2 separate regions of the Homo sapiens genome follow, and region 1 is linked to region 2. Evidence: chromatin loops called from intact Hi-C (ENCODE). Cell type or tissue: thyroid gland. All regions are shown on one strand. Each heading gives the region's core, and the rest is flanking DNA. Links, peaks and the distances in the headings are about the cores only.

What was found. Peaks named below come from ENCODE experiments on the same cell type or tissue, not always from the same donor. Only the 100,000 strongest peaks of a DNase experiment are listed, where the experiment ranks them.
Region 1: it touches region 2 in a loop (4-fold over the local background); 3 of 110 quality-filtered maps call a loop at or near these places.

Annotation. Positions count from the first base shown.
Region 1 is chr2:211,454,033-211,456,858 of GRCh38, reverse strand. The region is part of intron 20 of ERBB4 (erb-b2 receptor tyrosine kinase 4); the gene reads left to right. Among named protein-coding and RNA genes, the nearest start is that of CPS1-IT1, 840 kb to the right of the region's middle. In thyroid gland, for the core only: a CTCF peak has its summit at 1,428 (motif pointing left); a DNase peak (open chromatin) is centred at 1,978.
Region 2 is chr2:212,583,527-212,586,352 of GRCh38, reverse strand. No RefSeq gene overlaps it. Among named protein-coding and RNA genes, the nearest start is that of ERBB4, 46 kb to the right of the region's middle. In thyroid gland, for the core only: no CTCF peak of the experiment used is centred there; no DNase peak of the experiment used is centred there.

The sequences.
Region 1 (2,826 bases), core at 53-2,552, 1.1 Mb after region 2:
TGCGCTCCACCTCCTGTCAGATCAGCAGCAGCATTAGATTCTCATAGGAGTGGGATCCCTATTGTGAACTGTGCATGCGAGGGATCTAAGTTGTGCACTGCTTGTGAGAATCTAATATCTGATGACCTGAGTTGGGACAGTTTTTTCCCAAAACTATCCCTCTCCCCTCCTCCCACATCCATGGAAAAATTGTCTTCCACGAACCAGTCCCTGGATCCTAAAATGTTGGGAACCACTGGACTAAAGCACTGGCATATATTTATATAAATTTTGCATACGTATATATGTATATATATTTAATACATCCACCTCATCTGCTAGAATTTGAGCTCAGAGTAATGAGGACCTCTTTGAATGTTGAATAAATGAGTGGGTATTTGGATTTACTTCAATAAATTAACCAGCTTGATTTATATTATAAACTCATTATGTTTCGAAAATTTGCAATTATTCATTGATTCAGAAGTATATCTGAGTGCCTAAAGTTTGCATGATACTGTGCCAAGTGCTGGGGATATAAGATTGTATATTATATCCTTACATTGTTTGTCCTTACATTGTACTGTCTAGCAAAAACACAGACATAGAATAATAAAACAACGGGATTATTGCTTTTACAGAATGCCTTATATACTGTGCCCCATTCATTTCTCACTTCAAATCTGTGAGGTAGTTATCGGGATCACTTAGTTAACAAATGAAAAAACAGTAGACTTGAATAAAACAGACTTCAAATTCCTCATTATCATAGGTGGCTTCACACACTCAGGCTCCTCATCAGTCAATACACAATAAGTTTGTATGTTCGGGTGCACATGCAAAACCCTGTATATGTATGTCAGTATGTGATACTAAGTAAAATGACCAAATTATCACATACTTAATGCCTGAATCTTCAAGAAGTGGAAACTTTACGCTGTGAACTGGCTGAGACTTCTGGCTACTCTTTAGAAAGAGGAAAATTTATTACTCCTGGGACTGATAAAATTAGGTATCAATTTATTACTCCTGGAACTGATAAAATTAGGTATAAATTGTGGAGCATTTGAGAGGACACGAAGAAGCTCTCTCTTGAAACTGGCAGCAACTATGGATGTAGAAGTACTTAAGTGCAGAGTACTTCACTTGTGGACATATTTTATGTTTGTAATTTTTTCCTTCAAATAGTGAAAAACAGGCAAAATTAAAAGTAAGCAATCACATAGAACAAGCTAAGGGAGAAAACATAATATGAACTGTTTTGTCATTTTGATTCTTAAGTAATCATTTTAATTTGCACTCCCAAATTATGAGAGATTTATGTGGGTTTTATATGTAAGCATATAGACATTTGAAGCTTTTCCCTTTTTTCCCCTTGTTCTAATGGTGAAGGAACTGATTTCAATTGGCAAAATAAAACCAAACAAAAGGCAGCTGAACAGTGCTGCCACCTACTGTTCAGAGAGCTGTTTAGCACTGCTGGGAACCCATTGTCCCTGGCAACTCATGGAAAATGAATATTTAAGTATTTATGACATCCAAATAAGAAGTCCACTGAACTCCCTACAGAAATAACTTCTCAAATCAGCTAGTAGGAAATCATAATTATAAGTCCATCAGAGACTTGCAGTTAGTAGATTATGCAATGCTAAATTTTGTGTTTCACACACTCAAAAAATGTAAGCCATCTGTGTGTAAGAGCATTTTCTATTGAAATAGATGATCATATTAAAACAGAGTAATTTCTGTTCTACTGTGCTAATGAATTTTATTGGGGACAGAAATAAAACGGACACTAAAGACAGAGAAGCACCGTTGAAGATAAAGCACATTCTTTGTTGTAAGTAGCAAAAGACTGATACATTCAGCAAAAGAATGGTTCATAGAATTTTTAAAGGGTTTCATTTGGAAAATGATTTTAAAACTCGCCAGGCAATATTGACAGCACATCCTGTGTGCCGGCCAGCCAGCCGGCTCCTTACACAAGTGAGGAGGCAGAACCGTCCTGGCGGGGAGGCACTGACAAGCCAAATGAGAGTTGGCCACAGTCTTTGTTTGCTTAATAGGAAAAGTTATTACCTTTGCTTGTTATCCCAAGAAGGCTAATGGAGCTCTCATGGTTCTCTCTTTCCAGACACTAAATAACATCAATTACAATCATCCCAATTAAAACAGGGAATAGGAGATGTAAAGTTAAAAATTAAACCAATAACCCCCTGACTGACATCTTCTGTTACTTTTTCTTGTCACTTGTACTCTTTAAAATTCTGGTTTCCTTCATTAACTCACATCACCTTAAAAACCCCTAAATTACTTTAAAGAGAGAGAGAGAGAGAAATGCATTTGCTCTAGCAGTCTTAATGTTTGAGGGTCTCTAGCATCAGTGCAATTGGGTGCCTGATTTTCTTAATGCTGCATTCAAAATGTTATCTAAGAAGTGTAAAGCATAGAGTCAGAGAATACATGGATTTAGACTAAACTGAATTTATTTTCAATTTTGTGATGTCTTAAATATAACAACAACATCCTACTGATTGATGCCTCTAAGCTTTTATTTATAAGCTCTTAAGGATTAATAGGTTATAATTTATATTCTCTACCAAAGTGTTCTCAGGTTACAAATATTCTTAATGGAAGATATTCCACATATTTAGTCAATACATAATTTTAATACAAATATTAGATTGGTGCAAAAGAAAAGGGCTTGACTTATTCTAATGTTAATCACAACGTTAGCTTCATAAGAAAAAACTGATAGAATGTATCTTACTAGTTGTGGAGCATAGGGAATCTATACAGTACAATTATAGCTACGTATCTGGGGATTTATTTGCAATTTTTTTCCAG
Region 2 (2,826 bases), core at 147-2,646:
CTGTCTTGTGCCAGTTTTCAAAGGCAATGCTTCCATCTTTTGCCTATTCAGTATGATATTGGCTGTGGGTTTGTCATAAATAGCTCTTACTATTTTGAGATACATCCCATCGATACCTAAATTATTGAGAGTTTTTAGCATGAAGGGCTGTTTTCTGCATCTATTGAGATAATCATGTGCTTTTTGTCTTTGGTTCTATTTATATGCTGGATTATGTTTATTGATTTGCATATGTTGAACCAGCCTTGCATCCCAGGGATGAAACCCACTTGATCATGGTGGATAAGCTTTTTGATGTGCTTCTGGATTCGGTTTGCCAGTATTTTATTAAGGATTTTTGCATCAATGTTCATCAGGGATATTGGCCTAAAATTCTCTTTTTTTGTTGTGTCTCTGCCAGGCTTTGGTATCAGGATGATGCTGGCCTCATAAAATGAGTTCAGGAGGATTCCCTCTTTTTCTATTGATTGGAGTAGTTTCAGAAGGAATGGTACCAGCTCCTCCTTGTACCTCTGGTAGAATTCGACTGTAAATCCATCTGGTCCTGGACTTCTTTTGGTTGGTAGGCTATTAATTATTTTTGTGGACATGGGGTCTCCAGGCTGGTCTCAAACTCCTGACCTCAGATGATTCTGTCACCTCAGCCTCACAAATCACTGCCATTACAGGCATAAGCCACCGTGCCTGGCTGTTATTTTTATTTTTTGTAGGGATGGGGTCTTGCTATGTAGTCCCAGCTGGTCTTGAACTTCTGACCCTCAAGCACTCCTCCCACCTCAGCCTCCCAAGTAGCTGGGATTATAGGTGCAGCCAGGTTCCAAGATGGCCGAATAGGAACAGCTCCAGTCTACAGCTCCCAGCATGAGCGACGCAGAAGACGGGTGATTTCTGCATTTCCAACTGAGGAACACAGCTCCTTGCCAGCAATGGAACAAAGCTGGATGGAGAATGACTTTGACAAGTTAAGAGGAGAAGGCTTCAGACGATCAAACTTCTCCGAGCTAAAGGAGGAAGTTCGAACCCATCGCAAAGAAGCTAAAAACCTTGAAGAAAGATTAGACGAATGGCTAACTAGAATAACCAGTGTAAAGAAGTCCTTAAATGAGCTGATGGAGCTGAAAACCATGGCACGAGGACTACGTGATGAATGCACAAGCTTCAGTAGCCAATTCAATCAACTGGAAGAAAAGGTATCAGTGATTGAAGATCGAATGAATGAAATGAAGTGAGAAGAGAAGTTTAGAGAAAAAAGAGTAAAAAGAAATGAACAAAGCCTCCAAGAAATATGGGACTATATGAAAAGACCAAATCTACATCTGATTGGTGTACCTGAAAGTGATGGGGAGAATGGAACCAAGTTGGAAAACAGTCTGCAGGATATTATCCAGGAGAACTTCCCCAACCTAGCAAGGCAGGCCAACATTCAAATTCAGGAAATACAGAGAATGCCACAAAGATACTCCTCGAGAAGAGCAACTCCAAGACACATAATTGTCAGATTCATCAAAATTGAAATAAAGGAAAAAATGTTAAGGGCAGCCAGAGAGACAGATCGGGTTACGCACAAAGGGAAGCCCATCAGACTAACAGTGGATCTCTCAGCAGAAACTCTCCAAGCCAGAAGAGAGTGGGGGTCAATATTCAACATTCTTAAAGAAAAGAATTTTCAACCCAGAATTTCATATCCAGCCAAACTAAGCTTCATAAGTGAAGGAGAAATAAAATCCTTTACAGACAAGCAAATGCTGAGAGATTTTGTCACCACCAGGCCTGCCCTACAAGAGTTCCTGAAGGAAGCACTAAGCATGGAAAGGAACAACCAGTACCAGCCACTACAAAAACATACCAAATTGTAAAGACCATCGATGCTAGGAAGAAACTTCATCAACTAACGAGCAAAATTAACCAGCTAACATCATAATGATGGAATCAAATTCACACATAACAATATTAACATTAAATGTAAATGGCCTAACTGCTGCAATTAAAAGACACAGACTGTCAAACTGGCAAATAAAGAGTCAAGACCCATCAGTGTGCTGTATTCAGGAAACCCATCTCACATGCAGAGACACACATAGGCTCAAAATAAAGGGATGGCGGAAGATCTACCAAACAAATGGAAAACAAAAAAGGCAGGGGTTGCAATCCTAGCCTCTGATAAAACAGACTTTAAATCAACAAAGATCAAAAGAGACAAAGAAGGCCATTACATAATGGTAAAGGGATCAATTCAACAAGAAGAGCTAACTATCCTAAATATATATGCACCCAATACAGGAGCACCCAGATTCATAAAGCAAGTCCTTAGAGGCCTACAAAGAGATTTAGACTCCCACACAATAATAATGGGAGATTTTACATCCCACTGTCAACATTAGACAGATCAATGAGACAGAAAGTTAACAAGGATATCCAGGAATTGAACTCAGCTCTGCACCAAGCGGACCTAATAGACATCTACAGAACTCTCCACCCCAAATCAACAGAATATACATTCTTCTCAGCACATCACACTTATTCCGAAATTGACCACATAGTTGGAAGTAAAGCACTCCTCAGCAAATGTAAAAGAACAGAAATTGTAACAAACTGTCTCTCAGACCACAGTGCAATCAAACTAGAACTCAGGATTAAGAAACTCACTCAAAACCACTCAACTACATGGAAATTGAACAACCTGCTCCTCAATGACTACTGGGTACATAAAGAAATGAAGGCAGAATAAAGATGTTCTTTGAAACCAAGGAGGACAAAGACACAACCAGAATCGCTGGGACACATTTAAAGCAGTGTGTAGAGGGAAATTTATAGCACTAAATGCCC